Linked DNA regions of Homo sapiens: region 2 is linked to region 1. Evidence: chromatin loops called from intact Hi-C (ENCODE). Cell type or tissue: ascending aorta. All regions are shown on one strand. Each heading gives the region's core, and the rest is flanking DNA. Links, peaks and the distances in the headings are about the cores only. Region 1 overlaps CMSS1 (cms1 ribosomal small subunit homolog). Region 2 holds the start of LOC105374009 (a long non-coding RNA gene).

Region 1 (12,132 bases), core at 3,631-8,630:
CTTCATAAGGAAAGAGAAGTCAACTTTAACCCCAATTTTTTTAAAAAGAGAAACCCTGTCAGGGCTCTCACGTTCCCACCTCTTATGCGAAACCTCTTGTCACAGAGCCAGTGGGAGAAGCCCTTGGGCTTAGAAGTGCCACACATGCTTTTGTGTCCACAGCGTGCAACTCATTCATAGCTGTTTTCATATCCTCTGCCTAGCAGCTCTTTTGTGAGTGTGTGCATACAGACAGTTGGTAGATGTATTTCTAGTAATAACCAATAAAAAGATAAAGTTCTTGAAATTATGGTCTTGGTTCATCAGATAATATATGCTTTATGATAGTCATTCTCAACCTGTAAGCCCAGAACTCCTGGGAGCTTTCAGAGTTGACAAAAGGGGCCCTGCAATCCATATAGCAAAAGCATTTTAAAAAATTGGGTATGTCTATTACATCTTCAGAATAGCCCTGGATACTATTGTGATTGATAGCTTATAAGCTGCTTTAAAGTTTTCTGAATTTGTTATAGGCTTTTATAACTATGTCTTCACTCAGTCAATGAATAGAAAAAGCTACAACTATCAATGGAGAATTTGGAAATTTTTTGTTACGGAAAAGGAGTTTTCATCCTAGAAAGGGTGTGTAAGCAGTATCCAAAGGTCTTTTCTGTGTGGCTGCTAAACAAAAGACTGCTTTCTTATTATTGAACCTTTTGGTAGTGTTTTCTGACACAAATGATTTCATGTCTGTATCAGAACTGCCCTGTTGATGTAGCTGCAGCTAAAGAATGGGCTGAAGGCATTTGGTCTTACAGACTGTTAATCTGAAAAAAGCAAATGATGCCATTTTTTTTAGTGTTAAGACTTTATGCATCTAACCCACTCTCTTCAGTACAAGTTACCATGCACATCATAATTACTTGAAGGTATTTGAGGGATGATTGTAGTTTAACGTGGTGGTGGCTACATCTGGAGGCCTGAATCCACAGTATTCTTATTTTTAGCCTTTAGTAGGGACTGCTTCTTCCAGTATGTTGGCTGCAGTATTTAAAGTAGTGATTTGCTGGCTCTATACTACAAAGTACCAAATTGCCAATAGGCACTGTCTCCATCAAGGATACAGTCATTTGTTGCACAGGTGCTAACAGAGGTGGGCGGATCTCCTGAGGTCTGGAGTTCAAGACCAGCCTGGCCAACATGGCAAAACCCCGCCTCTACTAAAAAAATACAAAAATTAGCGGGGCGTGGTGGCAGGCACCTGTAATCCCAGATACTCGGGAGGCTGAGGCAGGGAGAATCACTTGCAGCTGGGAGGTAGAGGTTGCAATGAGCTGAGATTGTGCCACTGCACTCCAGCCTGGGCGACAGAGCAAGACTCTGTCTCAAAAAAAAAAAAAAAAAAAAGTAATAATATATTCAGCACTGAAAAATGGGGAAGCAGGCACAAAGAATTTTTAAAATTTACCTTTAATTCAACCACGCAGAGATTTATACCCTTGACCTTTTGTATAGTTTCCCATAGACTTTCTTATCTTTGTATCTGTTATACTATACATATTGTTTAGGGAACATTAGCTATTGTCATAAATCTTCCATACCATGATATTTGATAGCTACATAGTATTTCATTGTATGGAGGTGCCATTATTTATGTAACCATTCTCCTATTATTGGATATTTAGTTAACCACTCTCCAGTCCTTCCTGCCCCACCCCCTTCACCTTAGTGGCCTTTTCCCTATGGATCCAGAAGGGACCCAGAGCTAAAAAGGAACCTTGACTTTGTCTGGACTTCACAAAACTGGCAGGAGTCCATGAGAACTGTCCTCGGCTGAGAAAAATATCTGTTCGTTGTTTTAAAGTCATGATGACAGTGGCTGCAGGATTTAATCGCAACTCATAATCATTATTCTACCTCCCCTCTAAATTCTTTTTCCCTTACCAAATAAAAATATAAAATTGTTTTGAATACTTTTAATAAGGTAAAAAGAAAAATAGAAGGCATGTATACTGCTGGGGTAGACCACTATACTACCTTTCTAGGCCCTGAAAGTTGAGAATTTGAAAATGAAATAAGAATTTAGAATATTTGTCCAAATAATTCATCTTTAACAATAGGACATTTATTTGCACATTTTTTCCTTTCATGGAGGAAGCTGTTATTATATTTACAGATTACCTCATCATATAGACTTGAATAAAAAATATGAGAATCAGACCTGTAGAGCATATTTCAAACAAAATTAAAAGCAGAGCTGTGTAGACAATGGTGGTGGTAAGATAATAAGTATTTTTTATTCTAAAGCTATAACATTCTGTTTCTGATTTATAGAGTATGTCATCATTTTAATGCTGTCTTATGTCCAAAAAATAAGTAGTTAACAGTAGTGCATTAGAAACATGGTTACCAAACAGTATACCAAAAACTAAAACATTGCATGGTATAGGACATGGAGAGAAGAACCAAAGTTTGTTTAGAAAAGAGAGTCTCAGGCCAGGCATGGTGTCTCACACCCGATCACTTGAGCCCCGGAGTTTGAGATCAGCCTTAGCAACATAGTGAGACTGTCTCTCCAAAAAAATAAAAAAATTAAAAAATTTTTTAAAAATTAAGTAAAAATAAGAAAGAAAAAAAATTAGCTCGGTAGGGTGATGCACACCTGTAGTCCCATCTACTCGTGAGGCTGAGGCAGAAGGATCAGGATCACCTAAGTCCAAGAATTGGAGGTTACAGTGAGCCATGATTATATCATCACTGCACTTCAGCCTGAGAAGGGGGAGGGGAAGGGAGGGGGAGGGGGAGAAGAAGGAGAAGGCGAAGGAGAAGAAAGGAGGGAGAGAGAAAGAGAGGGGAGGGGAAGGGAGAGAGAGAGGAAGGAGGAGGAGGAGGGAGAAAGAAAGAGGGGAAGGGAAGGGAAAGAGGAAGAAGAAGAGGAGAAAGGAGAGAGAAAGGGAGAGGAAGGGAAAGGGAAGTGGAAGGGAAGGAAAGGAAAAAAGAGGAAAAGGAAGGAAGGAAAGAAAAAGAGAAAGGAAAGAAAAAGAGAAGAAAGAAGAGAGCCTCAGAATCATAAGACATCATCAGGGTTGGAAGGATCTGGAGATTGATTTGCCCCACTCCCTCTCAGCAGGACTTAGAGACTGGACACCCTCATTGTAAACTGCACACTGTAACCAGCACACATCCATACTATGAGGGGTCTTTTTGCATAACTGTGTGGTCTTAAAAATGTGGCCAATTCTTTCAAGATATATCCAGAATCCTTTAGCCATTTTATTTCCTAGCATACAGCTGTTAGTTGAATGCCACCTGACATAAATTTTGGTGAGTAAATTCCAAAAAAAATTGGGAGGAATATTTCATAAATGTGAAAGCAGGATAAAGTTCCCAAAAATCTGTGAGCAAGTAGCCAGAGTGATTTATTGTTAAGATTATAACTAAAGAAAAACTTGCCTTGTAACCTCCTGGTTCTAAAAATGCTGAGGCTAGGCCTACAAAAAAACTTTAGGCTGGTTTCCTCAATTTTTATTTTGACATATTTGTATGATTCAGTTTGTTTGTTTTTAATAAGCTAAATTTAAATAAAACCCTCCATAGTTGGCAACTGGCTTCTTGGTTAAATATTTAAATATACTTAGGATTTTTGTTCTTCAGCTCTGTCTAAAAAGTCAGTTGTATAGTAGTTCTTTACTTGAGGAAGTCAGGAATGCATAACTGTCTGTGCTTCCACGTATAGTCCCACCTTTCAACAGGCAATTTTACTCGCAGTACGTTTTATCAGTTGAAAGAAGGAAAAACAAACAATTCTATAGCAACCTTGGAATCTTTCTCAGGGCACTAACATGGCTGTATTTCAAAGTACTTAATATTTTCCTAAGAAAGACAAAGAAGTGCATGGTGCTTATGTTATAATTTCCTAATCAGAAAGGTACAACAACACTTAAAAGGTGATTAGAGTTGCACAATGAAATATTTGTAGTGGTTCTTTTAGCCATTATGTATCTAAAGTAGAATTTTTACTTTTTGGTCTTCTAAGTTCTGAGAATCAGAATGAGACTTACATGTAGAAATAATTCTTTGATTTGTTCATATTTTCCTTAAAATCCATCACAATTATTACCAAGGACATTCTTAATCAGCTGTGTGTGTGTTAGGGAGGTATCAGGCTGAGTTGTTCTGTTGCTGCTTTATACATATTCTTGGATATCATTAATTATTTCCCAGAATAACCTTTACTTTCATAATCAAAGGTATGCTTCTACCTTCGACTTTATATGTATTTTTGGCTACCTGCTAAGGAGGATTGGGGACAAGGTCATTTTAAGGTGTCACTTAGTCACTTGGAACCATTAGGTTAGAGAACAAAAGTAGGTAAAGTTTATAAAGCACAAGGAGCCACCTACTGTAACTGTAGATAGGACTTTTTTCTTATTTACTTCCTTATCTATATTTTCTCTTGCCACTTGCCCTGGTTTCTCTGTGTCCATGCTATGTATCGGAAATAGACTATATTACTGGAAAAGGATGATAGTTATACCAGAGCTCTTACTAAATGTTAGAAATTTTTACAGCATCTCATTTAATCCTAACAATTCTGTGATGGATGCCTGATTATTCTTATTTCTATGGGTAGGGAAATCAGAACTTAGAAAAGTTAAGTAAGTTGCCCAAAGCCACAAAGTTAATAAGTGGCAGGGCCATGATGCACATGTCCTATTCCTGAGATTTTTTCACTTCTTTATATTATCTTCCGTTTTCACTAGTCTCCCCTGGTGACTTTCCTTCCTTTTCAGCTACAAAATTTCATTCATCGGATAGTATACTTGAAGTTTTAAAATGTGCTGTTCCCAGCAGGAAGTGGCCCATGGCTGTATGACTATCCCCACTCACCATTTCCAATATTCGCCTCCCCAGACAGAAAGAGGAATGGAGGCAGCCCACGATTCTCTTTACACGTTTCATATATTCAGAAAAAGCTGTGTGTTAAATTCTTTGTTATGTTTTCCTTTTGCTTTGTGCTCATTGAATATGGTGCTGGAGACTTAGGTAAATATTCAAAACAGAGCTATGTATTTGGCCCAAGATTAAAAGGAGAGTAAAAATAAAGAGAGAGAGAGAGAAAGAAAGAGAGAAAAACTGATCACGGAGACAGTAGTAGCTGGAGGGAGGGGAAGGCTGTCACCCAGGGATTATTGGGTTTGACTCTGCCCTTGGAATAACTCAAAACTTGTTAAGAGGGATCCAAGCCCTGCTTGGTTTGGCCCACAGTTTCACCTCATGCCCCTCCCTTTGTCACTCTTTCTGCACCTAACGTGCTGGCCTTGAGTTAAGTCACTTACACTTAACTATTTTCTCTCTCACTCATAGGCCTTTGCCTGTGCTGTGCTCACTGCTTGGGCCTCTTCCCTCAGCTGTTCACTCAGCTAACTCCCACTTAGCCTTCAGCCCTCAGCTGATACTTCCTGGAGAAGTCCTCCCTGACTTCATAACCACATTATACACTCTAGTAGCACTAAGACCTCCTTCTTCTACCAGTAATTACAGTAGCTATTTTACTTACATCTATATTATTATCTAAAGAATTTCAACCTCCCCCACTGAACCCTTAGTCCTGTGGGTACAGGACGTGGTCTGTTTGCTCACGGATACCTTGCGCATAGTATGTACTCTGTCGAATGAATGAATGATTGAATGAATGAGGTTGTCTTGAAAGTCATCAAATGATGAGATTTTGTTTTAGTCCAGTCTCCCTGGTAAAAATCGCTTGGACTTGACCTAGTAGAGCTCATGTATTTGCAACTCTGTGAGATAGTAGACTAAGAAAGATGAGAAATAGTGATGAAGCAAGTGTTTTTGTACCATCATTGCTGCCTGACCACCTCCCCCACCACATATACACAGTCCCCACTATGTTGGGCTTGGCCACCTTATGTCTCTTCCCTAATGACATCCAGTGACTAATTGACCCAATAGGTACCCTTAGATCATGGGTCAGCAAACTCTTTCAGTAAGGAGCCAAACAGTAAATATTTTAGGTTTTGCAGTTTCTGCCACAACTACTCAAACTCTATCTTTCCAGAAAGCAGCTATGGAATGATATACATGTGAATGGCTGTGGCTATGTTCCAATAAAGCTTTATTTACAAAACAGCCATATTTTGCTGACCCTTGCCTTAGATGAGGTTCTGAAGTAATAGTGAGAGAACCTATAAGTAAGTCAATCTGCAAGAATACCTGCCCCCACACCCTTAGTTGAAATTTATTTTAAAAATTACTGTTTATTCCAGTGGACCATATGTAACTGCACATGTGACCTAGGGCCAACTCTGAAGCTGTTAAAGAGAATATATAGATTTGGCACAGGCATCACCAGAGGTTGTTAAGAGTCGCACAGACCACAGTCTCCTATAGATGTGTTTTTTTTTTTCGTTGACTTAATAAGGGGAATAAGGGTCAATTTCTATTTGAGATCTGATATAGTCTCTGATCACAAAATTTGTCTCCTAAATCAAATTAGGGCAGTTTCAATTGGATTATTTTGGCTTAAGCTAGACATCTAAGGTATTTTCATAATGAGCAAATTATCACTATACAATTCAAACATTTTCCTCAGCTGTTCTTCTGCCAGTCATTATGTCTGTTCAAGTTGAGGAAACAGAATAATTTTCTGGCTGATCCTACCCCAGCCCCAAAAATTCCAACTCTGAGAACCAGTGTAAAGAATTCAGGATCTGTGTGGAGTTCATTCATGGTTGGCTTAGTCATTGTGGAATAGAAGCCACAAGGAATGGATCATTTACATTCTCAGTTTATTAAACTTCTGGTGCTAGAAAACACTATGCTTTGGTTCTTATAGGCATAGATACACGGCTTTTAAACACATACACACAGAGAGAAAGAGAGCACTGTTCAAGAAGCATGAATTTCCTCTTTCTACCCTATATTTTTAAATAATATCTATAGTTTACTAGCTTTGAGTGAAGAAGGGAAAAAACAGAAACAGTTATTATTAAATTGCTCATGAATATTCCTAAGAAGAAACACAAGAAAACGTGTCTTACAGATTTTATTTGAATTAGTTAAGGATAATTTCAATCTTTATATGTTGGATTGTTTTTCTGCATAATGAAAAAAAGAATGCTATAGAGGTATACCCCCAAAATGGGCAATGGATTGTAGATAGTTTTGGAAATAACCCAGAATATAGCCTCTCATTGATTTGGTTTTTGTCACTGAACTGAGTGGTCTCTGAAGGTGGATTTTCTCATGACTGTTCCTTTTCTCTATCAAGTGCCAGAACTTTTTTAAAAATTGTCATCTTGATAAAAATATATTTTAAAGTAATTCATACTTAGCTGCATACTTAAAGGTCAATGCTATGTATATAAACAGCATATGAAGTATTAAATAATATTATCTTTTTGTATTTCATTTTCTACTTCCTCTGTGTTGTCAACAATCATTTATTTATATTGGTTAAGTTATTGGTTAAGCTATAACCAATCGTTTCTTTGTTCCTCTGACCTGCTTCTACCTTCTACCCTATGTCTAGTTTTTGCTTCTAGACATAGGGCAAACCAATGAAATTCTAAGGAAGTAGAATTTCTTAGACTGAGAAATCAGATAACCAATGAAATTCTAAGGAAGTGAAGTAGTGCAGAGGTTCTGAGGGTGCAGTTTGAGGTACAGATGCCTTTATGTCACTTTGTCTGGACTGGAGTTGTATAATTATTATGTCCTAGGAAGGTGGCAGTTGATCTGTCTCTATTTCATGCCACGTTGGACCATTTTACCTTTGAATGGGGTCCTAAATCCTTGCATTTTTAAAGAATTCAATAAAATCCAACCAGTCTTTTCTAAGATGACTTTGTGAGGGCTGTTCCTATTGTCTTGCTAATAGGAAGATGCTATAAATATATTTGAAACACTGATTACTTGTCATTTCTACTGGAATGTGCTTTTCATAGATAATGAAACCACAGTGATGGCCTTTCCTAGAAACTCAGTCTATACTGACAGAGAACTGCCCAAACAGTCCACATAGGCAATTAGCTAGCTTATTCAGTTGTGCCCTTTCATGAGGAATCCTGTCTTCCTTGATCCACAAATAGTCTGCCCATGCTGGAGGCAGAAGGCACCAAGGCATACCTCCCACACTGACCTGCTCTGTGGTTGACCAGTGCCTCTCTTCCCACATTGTAAGTCTCTTAAAGCTCCCCTGCAGTCTTCTTAGAAGTTGCATTCCTTATTTTTGTTGCACCCTTAAGAGAGTTACCTTGTTGTACATGTGACCCTCAAGGAGGAGAAGGTGGTGGCATCTCAGTTTGTAGCAGCCTTAGGCTAAGCAAGCTGTATGAGGGCTCATCTCACTTAACACTTCAGTAACTGTGAGGTACAAATATTGGTCTTCATATTTCACAGGTGACAAACTTGAAGATCAGGAAGCTGAAGTCCATGCCCAACATCACATAGCTAAGAAATAGTAGAGCTGGGCTTTGAGCCCAGGTCATCTAATTCCACAGCCCAGGTTCTCTCTGATACCCCATCCTGCTGCCAAGAGGGAGTATAATATTCATGCTAGACACACTTTGGGCCAGTATCTCACATAATAATCCAGCCACACTGTGAGATAGGTATCATAATGGCTCCCAGTTTAACACAAACAAGGGACATTAGGAAACTTGATGACAGTCACTCATCAGTTAATGGCAAAACCAGAAAAAGAACTCAACCTCTGTTTGACTCTCAGTTTCTCTAAGCCTCAATTTCCTCATTATAAAATAAGAATAACTGGGCTGGGCACAGTGGCTCACACCTGTAATCCCAGCACTTTGGGAGGTGGAGGCAGGTGGATTACTTAAGGTCAGGAGTTCGAGACCAGCCTGACCAACATGGTGAAACCCCGTCTCTACTAAAAATACAAAAATTAGCCAAGCATGGTGGTGCCCACCTGTAATCCCAGCTACTCAGGAGGCTGAGGCAGGAGAATCGCTTGAACCCGGGAGGTGGAGATTGCAGTGAGCTGAGATCACACCACTGCACTCCAGCCTGAGCCACAGAGCAAGACTCTGTCTCAAAAAAAAAGAAAAAAAAAAGTCACAACAGACTGTTAGGATTATTGTTAGGGTAAAATGAAATAATTGAAGTGCTAAGCACCACGTCTGGCATAAAATAAGCCCACAATAAATGTTAGCAAAGGCAAAATCACTTTGAATAGAAAAATCCTGCCATTCTCCTCTCATCTGTTTTGCCTCTTACAAAGATTCCATTATATAATGGTAAATGAAAGGGTATCTTCTCTCACTTAAAACAGAAAATTAGATCAAGTGCTGGGTAATTTGTCTTTCATCACCTAAGTGATTACACAAGTGGTTTCAAGGCCCCTTTCAATTCTATGGCTGTATCATTCTAGCAATGGGGTGCTGTTTTTTCTATTAAGAACCTGCAGGTCAGAACTCAAGTCTTCTCTGTAGTAATAAAGTGGCATGCTCACACAGAGGATGGAACAGAGCTATTAGCAAAACTTAGTAAAGACTTTGATTTTCAGAGTTGTAAATGACAAGGAGTATAAACAGAGACCTACGGAATATTTGTTTCTCATGGAAAGATACCTACAACATTTTTAAAAGATGAAAACAAAGGCTAGATAATTGATTTTTTTAGCGAAGGCATTTAAGAAAATATTTGCTTTGTGCTTGGCTCTGGGGGATAATAGAAGTAATTATTAAACCGGAATTTAGTGGCCCAAGTTGAATCAGGAAGCCAGTTCCTCAGAACAGTTCCCAGCAATGCTTGAGAACTCTAACAAGATATACAGCCAAAGCCAGACACTTTTTTACTTGTGAAAGACTGTGAAAAAAATTAATCATATTTTCCTGGAGCTCCGTTAGTCTTGCCTATCAAACTCTTTGATGATAATGAAATAACTTCCTGGAGCATTGATGATGAAGATCCTTCAGTGCCAATGTATTTAATTGCTTGATTTTACATAGAGTATGGTCATGTACCTTCCTTCCACATTAGTGTATCCTGGAAGGAAATAAGATGGAATTTCGAATGGCCTGTTCTCCATTTTCACAGATTACAGATATTCCCCCTCCAGGAAACTACATCCCATCCCACCCTTGAATTAAACGCATCTTCTCTGTTCTCCCATATAACCTATGTAGACTTCTTACATAGCGCTTACCACATTGTTATGACGTATTTACTTGCCTAACTCCCGGACTTGACCTTGGAGTCCTTGGCTAGGTTGTAAGGTGCCTGCCACTTCAGAGTTATTCAGTAAGTGTTCATTGACTGACACGTTTTTAAGTTTCCAGCTTCAAATGGGTCCTGTCAATAATAGATTTATTCATTCCTTATTGCCTCTGTCTCATTGCTAAGCCATGATTCCAAAGCTTTAACACTCTTTTCATGCCCTTTCTTCCACTTATTCCTTAACCACTCTCACCCTTCACAAACACCTTCACCTTCCTCACCTTTCTTCTTTGTTGCTTTCCTTCCTCTGCCCCCAACACCTCTTCACATCTTTACACATGTTCTCCTTTTCCTGTCTTTGGAAGTATTGCTCTTGGTTTCCGATTCTGTCCCCTCCATCTAAGCTTTGTTTGTTTTTGTGAGATGGACTTTTGCTCTGTCACCTAGGCTGGAGTGCCCTGGCATGATCTTGGCTCACTGCAAACTACGCCTCCTAGGTTCAAGTGATTCTTGTGTCTCAGCCTCCCTAGTAGCTGGGATTACAGGCACCCACTACCACACTCGGCTAATGATGAGATTATAGATGGGGTTTCACCACGTTGGCCAGGCTAGTCTCGAATTCCTGACCTCAGATGATCCACCTGCCTCGGCCTTCCAAAGTGCTGGGATTAAAGGCGTGAGCCCCCGCGCCCAGCCACCTCCATGTAAGCTTTGGATCATAAGCATCGCCTCTTAAATCTTGCCCATCAAATACCCCCTTCCCTTCTGTAGCTGTAGTTTCTTTCTCACTATTGGTTCTTTTTCCACAACTTTATAACACGCCCAGTGGTCCCACTTTCTAATAAAATCTCCCTTTCCCTGCTCCCCACTCTGCCAGTTTCTCTTCCATCTTCACATTGCCTGAATTCATTGTACTCATCTCCTAATTTCCCACCCCCGACTTACAGTCCAGCTTCTGCCCTCACCAATGGCTTCCTAATTTCCAAATCCAGGAACCTCTTCTTAAAGAGGTCTTCCTACCTATTTCTGTCCAGGGCTCTAGCTGGATTTAATAATGCTGTCTTTTTCCCAGCTGCCCAAGCTAGAAATCTTGATGCTATTTTGTACCTCCTCTTAACCCTGCTTAACATACTGTAAGAATAAAAATACTTGTGTTTATGTTTGTACATTTATTTTTTATTTGATATACAGCAAAAAAAATACTGTATGAAGTAGAGGAGTGACAAAACATTCATCAGGGTGATCTGATTTGGCAGTGAAAGGGCCAAGCCGGTGATAAAGCATGGAAAGTAGTAACAGCAGCGAATGAACCACATGCATTGTATGCATAGCAGCTATTCTTAAGAATTCTGATTTCCACATATTCTAAGCATTAACAGAAAGTATTTAGTTGAAGAAAGCCAACCCAACCAAGACTTGAAGCCAGAATGTTGTTTTTTTCACAAATAGTTGTGATATTTTTGAAATGCTAACACAAAATTATGTATCTACACATATGTGTGTATATATATATAGAGAGAGAGACATGAAAGATCCTCATTAGGTTTCTGTGTGGTAATATCATCAGACATCTTTTAAGGAACAAAACAGTGCTCTTAATCACTTCTTTAATACCGTAAACAGTTGGAATTTTCACCCTCTGGGGCCTCCTATGAACCTCTGCAGAGTAGTTCAGCCGTCAGACTGGAAATTAAGCTAATCAGTAGTTACTTGGCACTTCTCCTTTTCTCTTTTCTTTCTTTCTTTTTTTTTTTTTTTTTTTTTTTTTTTTGGTGTGTGTGTTTGTTTGGAACTTGTTTAATGAAAACACAGGTTCCATTCAGTGATATAAAGCAGCACATCACAAAGCTTTTTCACACATAGCTTGTTTTTAGTTCTTAGGCCTGGATATTTGTATGTTCTTAATATAGGCCTAATAACAGCTGAAATGTCATTTTTTAGATTCAACAAAAC
Region 2 (12,132 bases), core at 4,734-9,733, 210 kb after region 1:
GGGCTGGGGTCTGTCCTCTCCATCCCTGCCTGCCCACACAGTCCCTCCAACTCCCCTGTGGCCTCCTTCATCCTCTCTCTCCCACTGCTCTTCTCCCTCTGGAACTCATCCCACCACCCCAAGGATGACTTACTTGTCAGGCATACTGTCTGTCCTTTCAGGAGTCCTTCTCTAATTGTTTACACGCATAGAACTTGAGTCTCCAGCTGGTTCGTAAGTCCCTTGGGGCCAGGGTTTCTTTTGTGTCCACTATAGTACCTAACACAGTTTGGGGCTCTTATTTGGCAGATATGACCAGATGTATGTTTTCTAAATATAACTGCATTTTTTCTGGATCAATTTTTTAAAAATGTTATGCTATATTTAAATTTTAGATTTGTTTCAACTTTGCTTAAGACTGTACTATTCCTTCAGTTTTTCTTTATGCTTGTACAGGAACTACTTGGCATGATGCTGTCAGCTGTAATATACATTTAGGCTTTAATATCACCAGGCAAGAGCATCTGTCAAGATAGATGATGTTCCCTCCTTTGCCATAGCTGGGCCTCACATTTCTGTCGCTGAATACATGCCTCTAGTTTGTTCAGTATTTTAAGCAGCAGATTTATAACTTTAAAGTTTTTAAATCCATGCAACTACCTCATCTCTAGCAACCATTTCACATCTAAATAATCATCCTTGGCCTGCTTAATAATGTGAGTATAAAGATTTGCCAATAGTTCTTTTTCCCCCAGTAATCACTTCCAAAATAAATGATGAATTCCCTACTCCTAGAGATTGCATCACCCTCTTCCCTCTTCAGCATCAGTCATTTCAGAGCCAGCCCTAGTGACTTTGTAATTATGGTTCCCAGAATATAAACCCTTATGAAGGATTTTTTGACTTTTCCTTGATGCTTCCATGATGTCAGTAACATTTCAGTGGTTCCATGACCCATCTTCTCCTGCTCAGAGACCACAGTGGACTTCTTTTTTCTTCTGCTGGCCTTTGTTTATCTCCTTTAATCATAAAGGAATCTTCAGCAGGAGTGTTTCTCCCTTTCCCTTCTTGCTCTCCTTTCTCTACTGTTGTATTTTCTTGCTACTACTTTATTTGACCATTGGTCATTTCATATTTCTTCCACTCTTCATCTCCAAGATTATGCTTATCTATTGTTGAAAGAAAACAGAGCTGTGTCCTATTCATTCTCTGATTCACCTTTTTCCTTTTCATTATGGTTTCTCAGTTCTGTTCTGTGTATTAATCTATTGTTTCATTGACAAATTGCCCAAAAGTTAGCAGCTTAAAATAAAACAAAAACATTTATTATGTCAGTTTCTGTTATCTCACAGACATGGCTTAACTCAGTGCCTCTGGCTCTGCTTCTCTTGTCAGGTACCAGCCAAGTTGTGGGCTGGGGTTGGAGGCTTAGCTGGGGAGAGTTTACCTTGCAGCTCACTGGTGTGGATGCCGGCACGTCTCAATCTCTCACTATTTGAGCCTCTCCACAGGGTTGCCTCACAGCGTTGCAGTTGCCTTTCCCCAGGCCGAGTGATCCAAGAGGGAACCAGCAAAAGCACCCAAGACAGAAACCACAATCTTTTTATAGTTTATTCTCAGAGTTGACACCTCGTCACTTCTGCCATATTAAGCGAGTTAGTAAATCCAGTCCACATTCATGGGGAAGAGATTACAAAGGAATATGAGTACCGGGAGATCGAGATCATGAGGAGCTATCCTGGAATCTGGCTACCACACTCTTCCTCTGGCCCCCCAGTGACTTATATCCCTTCAATGTGCAGAATATACTCACCCCTCCAAGGATTGCAAAGTCTCATCCCATTGCAGTGTGAGCTCAATATCCAAAATCTTGTCATCTAAATCAGGTCCAGGTGCAGTTGGGGCTCCTCAGTTTTAATTCCTTAAGTACAGCTCTTTGAGTACATTTCTTCTTCTTAACCTGTGAAACTAAAGAGACAAGTTACCTCTCCCACATGCTCAACACACAGTGGTGGGACAAGTGTAGTATAACCTTTATTGACATTTCTATTCAAAAGAAGGCAAATAGGAGGCACATGGAGTCATTGGTACACAGCATTCTGAAGGCCATCCAAGCAAATATCAGGAGTTTATTTATTAAGTCTCGAGGCCTAAGAGTAATTCTCCATGGTTCTTGGCTCTGCCCTTGGGGCTTTGTTTTGTCCTCCAATTATCCTTCTTCTTTTTTTTTTTTTTCTATTAAAAGCAGAATGGGTTTGCAACTGAACAGCTAATGCAGCCTGCTTCTTGACAGAATTCTCCGTGTCCAAAGGCCTCTGTTCTCATTGTTCTCTGACTCTCTCAGCCCAAACTAGTGGTATTTCTGCATATATACCTCCTTTAAAAACTGTGGGTGTCACCTGTGATGCTTCTGGGGGTTCACTCCATTAGGCAGAAGTCACACCCCTAATCTCTTCTCTACCTTGGGCCCTTGCTGAGAGAATATGAGGCAATATTCCTTAAGCTTCCTAGAGGCAGCTTGTTTAAAAAAATCTGTGAGCACACCCTTAATTTATTTAAAGCGCTCCTATGTGACTGAATCGTATTCTGAGGCACCATCTTTGTTTCTTCTGAGGTCTTCACGAATGGTTTTAAGTCACACCCTTGATTTCATCTTTAATCTTCCTTCTCTCAATTCAACGCCTTCCTGTAAGACCCAAGAAGAAATCAGGTGTCACCTTCAACACTATTTGAAAATCTCCTTAGCTAGATTACCCTTGCCAATAGACACATTTTCCATATAATTTCAGAAAACTGTATTGCTAAACTTTCTACCACTGCATAACAAAGAGCCCCTTTCCTTTAGTTTCCAATAAGATTTTTCTTTCTTCAAGCCCTCACCTTCCATGTCTTCAAAGTCCAAAATTTCATAGTGTTGTTCAAGCGCATTCTTCATCAATCACTTTACTTTTGACACATTTCAGAGTAGTTTGCAAAATCAGTACACTCACTCCAGATACTTCAGCATGCATATCACTGACTAATGTTTAATATTTATCTTAAAGTATGTATATTTTCTTTTGAGGTAAAGTTAATATACAATAAATGTACAAATGTCAAATATACCATTCAATGAATTTTGACAAATAAATACAACTATGTAATTCAAAGCCCAGTCTGGATTGAAAAAACAGGATCATCACCCCCAGAATCCTTTCATGCCACCTGGGTCAATCACGATGCTAAATTCCTTGCCTCAGAGGCAACAACTGTTCCGATATTTTTTCTAAAAAATTAATTTTGCCTATTCTAAAATGGCATATAAATGGAATCATACAGTTACATGCTGTTTTGTTTAAGGCTTCTTTCATTCGACACAGTATTATTTAGATTCCTCCATGTCAGTGTATAGTATTTCACTTCTTTTTATCGCTGAGCACATTAAGTCTGCTAGGGCTGCCATAACAAAATGCCATAGACAGGGTGGCTGAAACAACAGTTCTAAAAGCTAGAAGTCTGCGATCAAGATGTCTACAGGTGTGGTTTCTCCTGAGGCCTCTCCCCTTCACTTGCAGATGGCCTTCTCACTATGTCTTCACATGGTCTTTTCTCTGTCTGTGCATATCCCTGGTGTCTCTTCTTCTTATAAAGACACCAGTCACATTGAATTGAGGCTCCACCCTTATGACACCTCATTTAACCTTAGTTGCCTCTTTAAAGGCCCTATCTCCAAATATAGTGGCATTGGGGGTTAGGGTTTTAACATATGACTTTCAAGGCAATACAATTCAGTTTAGAACACTGAGTAGTATTCAGTTATACAAATGTACCATTTTGTTTATCCATTCCTCTATTGATGGACACCTGAGGCTATTTCTTTTTTTTTCTTTTTTTTTTCTTTTTTTTTAAGATGGAGTCTTGCTCTGTCGCCCAGGCTGGAGTGCAATGACGCGATCTCAGCTCACTGCAACCTCTGCCTCCTGAATTCAAGCAATTCTCCCACCTCAGCCACCTGAGTAGCTGGGATTACAGGCATCTGCCATCATGCCTGGCCAATTTTTGTATTTTTGTAGAGACGGGGTTTCACCTTGTTGGCGAGGCTGATCTTGAACTCCTGACCTCAAGTGATCCGTCCACCTGGGCCTCCCAAAGTGCTGGGATTACAGGTGTGAGCCACCCCAGCCTGGGACTATTTCTTGTTTGGCACTATTGTGAATAAATCCACCATGAATATTCACATACAAGTTTCTTGGGGAATGGTTTTTAAGCTTTTTTATTTTTTTTACATTTTTAATTGACACATAATAATTCTACGTATTTATGGGGTACATAGTGATGTTTGTATAGTGTTCACATCAGAGCAGAACATGTATTTTTATTTTTGTTTAGTAAATACATGACAATTGCTGAGTCATCTTCAATTTCATAAAAAAAAACTGTCAGATCTTTTTCCTATATAATGTATCATTTTGCACCCCCACTATCAGTGTGTGAGAGTTTTGGTTGCTGTACATCCTTGTCAACATTTGGAGTTATTGGCCTTTTAATGTTTGACATTTTGGTGAGTGTGTATTGAATAACTTTGACCATGTCCAAAAGAAACTAAAAGCCACTTCTAAGTTGTTTTTATCTTTATAATGAACATGCTTGTTTTGTTGTAAAATGGCAATTTAAATTTTTTTATTTTTACCAACCTAATAATCATACATATATTTTTAAAAAATATCAGCTGGGCGTGGTGGCTCATGGCCTGTAAATCCCAGCACTTTGGGAGGCTGAGGCGGGCAGATCACTTGAGGTCAGGAATTCAAGACAAGCCTGGCCAATGTGGTGAAACCCCAACTCTACAAAAAATACAAAAGTAGCTAGGCATGGAGGCACACCCCTGTAATCCCAGCTACTCAGGAGGCTGAGGCAGGAGAATCATTTGAACCCAGGAGGCGGAGGTTGCAGTGAGCTGAGATCATGATGCTGCACTCCAGCCTAGGCAACAGAATGAGTAAGACTCTGTCTCAAAAAATAAAAATTTAAAAAATTTAAAAATCAAACAGTATTACTTATTTACTAAGAGAAAACTTCAGCTTCTCTAGCTTTTTTCCTTACTTTCTGCCTTACAGTTTACACGGGTATTTCTTGACTTATCGATTTCTGACATAATCTACTGACATCCTGACATAGCATATGAGGACATGGTTCTCCTATCTATTATACTTCCTATTTCCTCACCAACTGCTGCCTCCCCTGCCAACAAGATACCACATTTTGGTCAAAACAGTTGTCACTATTACATCATTATGATGATGGAAATATTGTTCAACACTGAGAGAAAGAAGCTATAACCATCCCTCCTTTCTTATACAGCTCTTTATTTTCATGGCATTAACAGTTGCTTCATTTCTTTATTTGCCTGGCTTACTCTGTTCCTATTGTTAATTGTTTCCATATGTTCCAACATCTCTTCCACATTCCCATGAATAATATTTTCCATATGCTCAAATAGATTAGTTGTTTTGTTTTGTTTTGTTTTGCTGCAAAACTCCATATTTCTATTTCACTCCAAACTGGTTATTCTCCAGGCCCACTGAACAATTGAGACCTCTTAACTGTCATCCTAGGATGCCCCTTCAGCACCCTCCTGGGCTGGACTCCTTTTTGGCTAAATCCCATAGCTTCCTTTTGTTTGGTTTCACCCTTTATATTCTGAAATACAGCCTTCAGTATCTGCAGGTAGGAAGTAAATTTTTTGAGACTTCATATTTGAATATGTCTTTATTCTACTCTTACACTTGATTGATACTTTGGCTGGGTATAAAAGTTTAATTTGCAAATAAACTTTATTCATAATTTTGAAAGCATCATTCCATTAAGTTCTAGCATCCATTATTGCTTTTTAGAAATCTTGGCACTATTCTTTTTTCTGATCCTTTGTATTTTGTATGTTATTATTTTGAAGGGGAAAATTTTAGAATCTTCTTTGCCCATGATTTTCTGAAATTTCACAGTGATGCTCCTTGGTATGGGTATTTTTCATATTCATAGTACCCTATACCTAATGGGCTTTCAATCTGGAGTTTTATGTTCTAGAAAGTTTCCTTCAGGCAACACAAAAGTTTGTCATATATATTTCTTTTTTTTAAATTTTATTTTGTCATGTTTTATGTCTTTGATGACTCCTTTTTAGAGACAAGGGTCTCACTTTGTCACTCATGCTGGAGTGCAGTGGTACAATCATAGCTCACTGCAACGTTGAACTCCTGGGCTCAAGAGGTCCTCCTGCCTCAGCCTCCCAAGTAGCTAGGAGTACAGGTATGCGCCACCACACTAGCTAATTTTTTTTCTTTTTTTTTTTTTTTTTTTTTTTTTTTGAGGCAGAGTTCGGCTCTGTCACCCAGGCTGGAGTTCAGTGACGCAATCTTGGCTCACTGCAACCTGTGCCTCCCAGGTTCAAGAGATTTTCCTGCCTCAGCCCCCTAAGTAGCTGGGATTACAGGCGTGCGCCACCACGCCCAGCTAATTTTTGTATTTTTAGTACAGACGGGGTTTCACCATGTTGGTCAGGCTGGTCTTGAACTCCTGACCTCGTAATCCGCCCTCCTCGGCCTCCCAAAGTGCTGGGACTACAGGCGTGAGCCACCACGCGCAGCCTTTTTGTTTGTTTTTGTTTTTGTTTTTGAGACGGAGTCTCGCTCTGTCGCCCGGGCTGGCGTGCAGTGGCACGATCTTGGCTCACTGCAAGCTCCGCTTCCCGGGTTCACTCCATTCTCCTGCCTCAGCCTCCCAAGTAGCTGGGACTACAGGCGCCTGCCACCACGCCTGGCTAATTTTTTGTATTTTTAGTAGAGATGGGGTTTCACCATGTTAGCCAGAATGGTCTCAATCTCCTGACCTCGTGATCCACCTGCCTCGGCCTCCCAAAGTGCTGGGATTACAGGTGTGAGCCACCACGCCTGGCTGTTTTTTGTTGTTGTTGTTGTTGTTGAGACAGGGTCTCACTATGTAACCAGGGCTGGTCTCAAACTCCTGGCCTCAAGCAGTCCTCCCACCTTGGCCCCACAAAGCACTAGGGTTACAGACATGAGACACCATGCCAAGCCCCCTACTGTTTTATGTGATCTCTTTTTCTATAATATCATTTATTGAAAAATTGAATCTCTTGGGCTGATTCTCTGATTTTCTCACCACTTTTTTCTTTTCATTTTTCATCTCTTTCTGGGACATTGCCTCTACTTTATCTTCAAGCCTTCCTCGTTTATTTTTATTCCACATTTCTTATTTGTTTTAATGCTTAACTGTTTTTCCCATTTTTACAGCATCTTGTTCTTGTTTCATGGTTGCAAAATCTTCCCTTATCTCTCTGAGGATATGAATTGTCATTATTTTGAGGTACCATCCCACTTTTCTCTAGGTTCATTTTTCTTTTTGTTATTTATTTGCTCTTGTGTTGGAGACTTTCCTTAGATGTCTGAGGAACCTTAGCTATCCATTCTTATTGAAGAGAGATACACTGAAACAGTGATGAGTTGGGTTTGTCAATTAGTGTATTCATGGTAGGGTGATAGGATAACAAGCTGGATTTTTTACTATGGAACTCCCAAACGTCACTCTCTGATGGTATTTCTTTTAGGCCATTCCATTTTTCCAAAGAGGAATTCAGTAGTCTCCTGCCTGCAATATGTAAGCATGGAATAGGGACAGGAAATGGAGGCAAGCCTCAGCCTCTGCCCTTTCTCCCCTGGCCCAGCCTTGATCCTCTTGATGTCTTCAGAGAATAGATCTCCAGTCGGCTGGCAGGACAGGCAAGGTGAAAGGAAGCAGTAATGGGATAGTTGCTTGGCTACCAGGGTAGGAGATATCACCTAGTGGGGGACAGGAGTAGCTAATCATTCTAAATATAAACTTTCAGCCAATCTCTTCTTTTTTAACCCTTTACTCTCTGTAGTACTTTGTGCCTCCAAAGTACTGGACCTTCTCAGAGTCGAGCAGGTCAAAGACTTACTTATTGTTAGCTTCCACCCCTTCTGAAACCCAGCTGCTAGCTTTCTCTCTGTGCCAAGTCACTTCTATCCAGCTCCAGCCACTTTCCATTTTCCAAAAAGTTGTTGAAATCTCTCCATTACTGTTGTTCTCTCTCCTGGTTTCTTGGTTTTTATATAGATCCTGCTCAATAGGTCCTTTTCAATGCCCTTTATTTTCAGTTTACTGGTATTTTGAGGTCCATTTGCCATGTGTAACCAGGAGAATCATTCTTAAAGTAATTTTTGATACTTTAAGGAATTGAAAATATGCTCTAGTTGCTTCCCTTAAAAGCAACATTTTTTTAGGGGAGTGTGATTCTTCAGACTACATATTTAAAATTGCTACATTTCATATAAAGAAATGACATTACTTATCAACTGTCAAAGTCACACAGTGTTGGAATTGGTTTCCAGAAATGCTTAGTGGCTTGGCCGGATTCTTTCACATCTTCCTACCTAGTCTCCCTGAGGGTAAACAGCAACATTCATAAAGCAGTTAACTAAATGTAAGAATTTTCAATACTGTGGATTTGGATTTCTCCATAAAGTCATCTCACCTCTATGGAAATTGACCCCATAAAATTGGCCTCTTCATTGGCACCCTACCACAGCCAGCTAAAGTAACTAGTCTCCAAAACCAAAGATTATTTTGCATTTCCTTTAGGATGATGTAAGAATTTGAACCTATCATTTAACTGAAGCAATATCATGGCTAAAGCAGTTCATCAAGCATGTTTCGTTTTCCTGTGCATGATTCAGAATTACATTTTTATTTTTTCTCCCAGAATTAAAGAGTCCATATTCTTACAATTGAGCTCATTTCTAGATTTAATTTATGTCATGTTTTAATTAATTGGCTTTGTAAACCTAGCACAAATGCAACCAGTACACTGAACATATTCCTCGAGAACACCTCCATACGTTAATAGATTGTAACAGGTTTCTAAATACGCTTCCCAAAAACCTTGATACTGGTAGAGATAATGCAGTATAGTTTAAGGGATCTGCTAATCATATCCCGGCCTTTGCCTTAGGAACATGAGCTGAACACTGGCCTGGTTTGTAATTGGACTCTTATGGCCATCTGGCAGCTTCTGTGACATATTAGTGGCCTTGGCACAGTCTCTAATTGGCATGTACCAGCATCAAATTGGCATGTATCTACATCCACAAGACAGTTTAACTTTCTAAATAAAAGAAGCCATATCTCTCTTTTCTTTAGCTATGATGCAATTGCTCTTTGCAGGTTTTTTGTTTTATCTTAGAGGAAACTAAAATTTCAAGATTTCCCATGTCACTTTAATCCTGAACTTTTTAAATCTATTTCTGTAATAACTAAAAGAGAATCTTGAAACTGCGGGTCTTTGGCCCCATGTCTTGAAGAAATTATGTAGTATTATATCTTTCTCTCTGACTTCAGGCCATAGACATTCTCAATCTGCAGGCTGTCTGCAAGCTTTCATAGAAAGATTCATCTGTAATCATTTTAGCAGAGCCAGTGGAGACAAGATTGCTTTAGTTAGTAGCTTATCAGTTTAAACTGAGTATTCTCTGGTTGGAATGGAAAGTTAATCAAGGAAAACTCAGAATAAGTTTTCACTTACATTTTATATCTTACTTGGCAACTTGTTTGACAATGTTGCATAAAAGGTCCAGCACAGGAAACATTTTATACTCCTGCTTATGATTAATAAATATGGAATCTGGGGCATTCTATTTTATAAATCAAGGTCTTAGTCCAAATTTCCTGTTTTTCTACATTAGAAAAAAGCCCTCAGGGTAAAAATAGTACTAAACTGGGGTACTCAGGGGTCAAGGCAACAGGCAAAACAGATTACTCTAGATACTGTGGTGCTGAGACGGTTATCAGACTAGTAGCAAAGACATTCATTTTGTAGTCATTATAGCAAAGGCATTTGATGCAGCTGGTTTATAAAAACGTAAGTTAATATATCTTACTTTGGATTTTCTATGCTTATTGAAAAGAGGAAAGGAATGTATAATACAAAACAATAAACCAGTGACTTGGAAATGTAGGCTCACACACAGCTAGTTCATGGAAAACCTTAGTCACTCTAGTCAAAGACTGTCTTACCACATCTTAATTTTAATCACATCGATTTCTGCTGTATTATACAAACTCAGCCACTGTCTTCAATCTCCAATACACTGCACTTCCACACCAAGCACACATATACACTCACTCACAATTTGATCTTGCTCAAAGATTCTCCAGTCTTAAGTCATCTGCGCTTTCTGACTTTCTCAAATTCTCTCAGCCCAACCGCTGCATAGTAACCTACGGTAGATCTTCCAGCATCTCTCTTTCTGTAGAATATTACCAAGATACTCTGAAGAATACATGCATGGCAGAAAGTACTTTGGGGTTCATGCCACTAATTGACACTTTATCATGAAAAGATTAAAATGTTCTCATTTGTATTTCTTAATAGCCTAAAGAATGTTTTTTGATACAACCAAAGGAAAGAAAAGAGAATACCACCAAGACCAGGAAAAGAAGAAAGGTAATATTAATAATTTCTTAAATTTGTATGGCCCCACATGGTTTCCATCACATTTTTATATATCATACTTTCTTGAGGCAACTATTGTAATCCCCACCTAAGAGATGCAGACATTGTAAGATTCTTTGAGGTTTGGTGACTTTCCTAAGGTCACTACTAATAAGTGTTTCTGTTGGAGCTAAGAATAAATTCTTCTGACTCCTATTTCAGTCCTGTGGAGTGCCAAATATCTTTGTTACCCACCCTATGTTTTCAGTGTGGTCAGATGTCAGACATAGATTTCTAATTCTAGAAGGAGTCCAGAGCTATCCTCCCCCGGCCCTTCTGGCTCTGTCCATGAAAAGAAATATACCAACCTCCTTTTTCTATTCATTCCGGATTTTAAGACCTTATACCTTAAAGTATGAATAAAAAGAAAATAATAAGCAGATGAAGGTAGTATGAGGCACTTCTGACTAATTTGGAACCATAAATTAGGTCAAAAAAGCTCCCCTACCTTGCATTTTGATATTTGCTGGTGAGCACAGGAAAGACTCTTTCTCATATACAAACTTTTTTATGGCTCAGCCTTGGAGAAAGTATGGTTAGCTATGACCTTCTCCCACAGTTGTGAAAACAGCAGTGTAATTCTCTCCCTGCCAAGAGGGGTCTGCTGCTGAAGTCAGCCGAGGAAATACGATTGGGATTAGAGGAAAGAAGATGGACTCAAACCTATTACTTAACAGCAAGCTTTTAGAAAACTGAGAGTGTGTGTGCATATGTTTTCTTTTCTTACAAATGGCCAAATAGGAAAATGGGAGATGCCAAATTGGCTGAGGTTTGGCAAGTCCTTAAATAAGTGACTTTAACTTCGCTTTGATAATTTGTACACTAATGGCCTTCTGGAGTGTTAAGTTCTTGGTGGCTCAAGGTCAAAACTCTAGCTAGATAGTTTAGTCTTGACTGAGGTCACACTAAAATGTGCCCACTGATGACATATTTTTAAAAGTTAATTTCTTTGACAGAGGCTTGACCATTCTTGGCAAGTGTCTAGAAATGAGGATATTGTAGAAGGAGGGGGAAAATCTGGGGTCAGGGGTGGGGAATGCTCCTTCTGGATCTTTGGTGGAACATTAGAAGGAAGTGAGAAGGGAAGCTTATGATGGAAATAAATGAATGATTGTGGGTTTCTACTACTGCAGCATTCAATACATGCTACACAAATGAGTCCAAATCAAAATCGATGTTGGAAAGTATTTCCTGTAATATTTTTTCTACTTTGCATAGGGCCACTTTAATACCATCAGTTATCCAAGACCTGAGAATCGAGGGTGTTAAGTCCCCTTCTCAGTAGGCCCCTATGCTCAGATTCCTACTGCGGGTTTTACACTAATGACAGAAATCCAAACTAAGACTCAGCACCTCAAAAACCAGATTGGGCAAGAAATTCTCAAAATTCTAATCCTACAGGAATATAAATCATCTAGGGCTAAAAGAGAGCTCTCCATAGCAATGAGATTTCTTTACTTTTAACAGAAAATAATACCCCAGTATGGAGATGCCTGCAAAAATTTAGTTATCTTGGAAGTCATAGACCAAGAGTTACAGGGAGCTTTCTAGATCATTTTTTCATTTTTCAAAGCAATAGTTATGTC

Evidence for each region. A loop is a pair of places that touch in the nucleus more often than their neighbours do. Peaks named below come from ENCODE experiments on the same cell type or tissue, not always from the same donor. Only the 100,000 strongest peaks of a DNase experiment are listed, where the experiment ranks them.
Region 2: a loop joins it to region 1, with 2.7 times the contacts of the local background. A loop is called at or near these places in 3 of 110 quality-filtered maps.

Annotation. Positions count from the first base shown.
Region 1 is chr3:99,945,772-99,957,903 of GRCh38, forward strand. All of the region lies in intron 1 of CMSS1 (cms1 ribosomal small subunit homolog), which reads left to right. All of the region lies in intron 1 of FILIP1L (filamin A interacting protein 1 like), which reads right to left. All of the region lies in intron 1 of LOC105374010 (a long non-coding RNA gene), which reads left to right. Among named protein-coding and RNA genes, the nearest start is that of MIR3921, 13 kb to the right of the region's middle. RefSeq lists a silencer at 3,441-3,641. In ascending aorta, for the core only: no CTCF peak of the experiment used is centred there; no DNase peak of the experiment used is centred there; H3K27ac peaks cover 4,284 bases.
Region 2 is chr3:100,150,004-100,162,135 of GRCh38, forward strand. CMSS1 (cms1 ribosomal small subunit homolog) reads left to right here. Exons shown (of 10, transcript NM_032359.4): 3 at 10,427-10,498. It overlaps LOC105374009 (a long non-coding RNA gene), which reads right to left and starts at 10,701. Exons shown (of 5, transcript XR_007095984.1): 1 at 10,182-10,701; 2 at 2,524-2,665; 3 at 1,793-1,947. In ascending aorta, for the core only: no CTCF peak of the experiment used is centred there; no DNase peak of the experiment used is centred there; H3K27ac peaks cover 3,026 bases.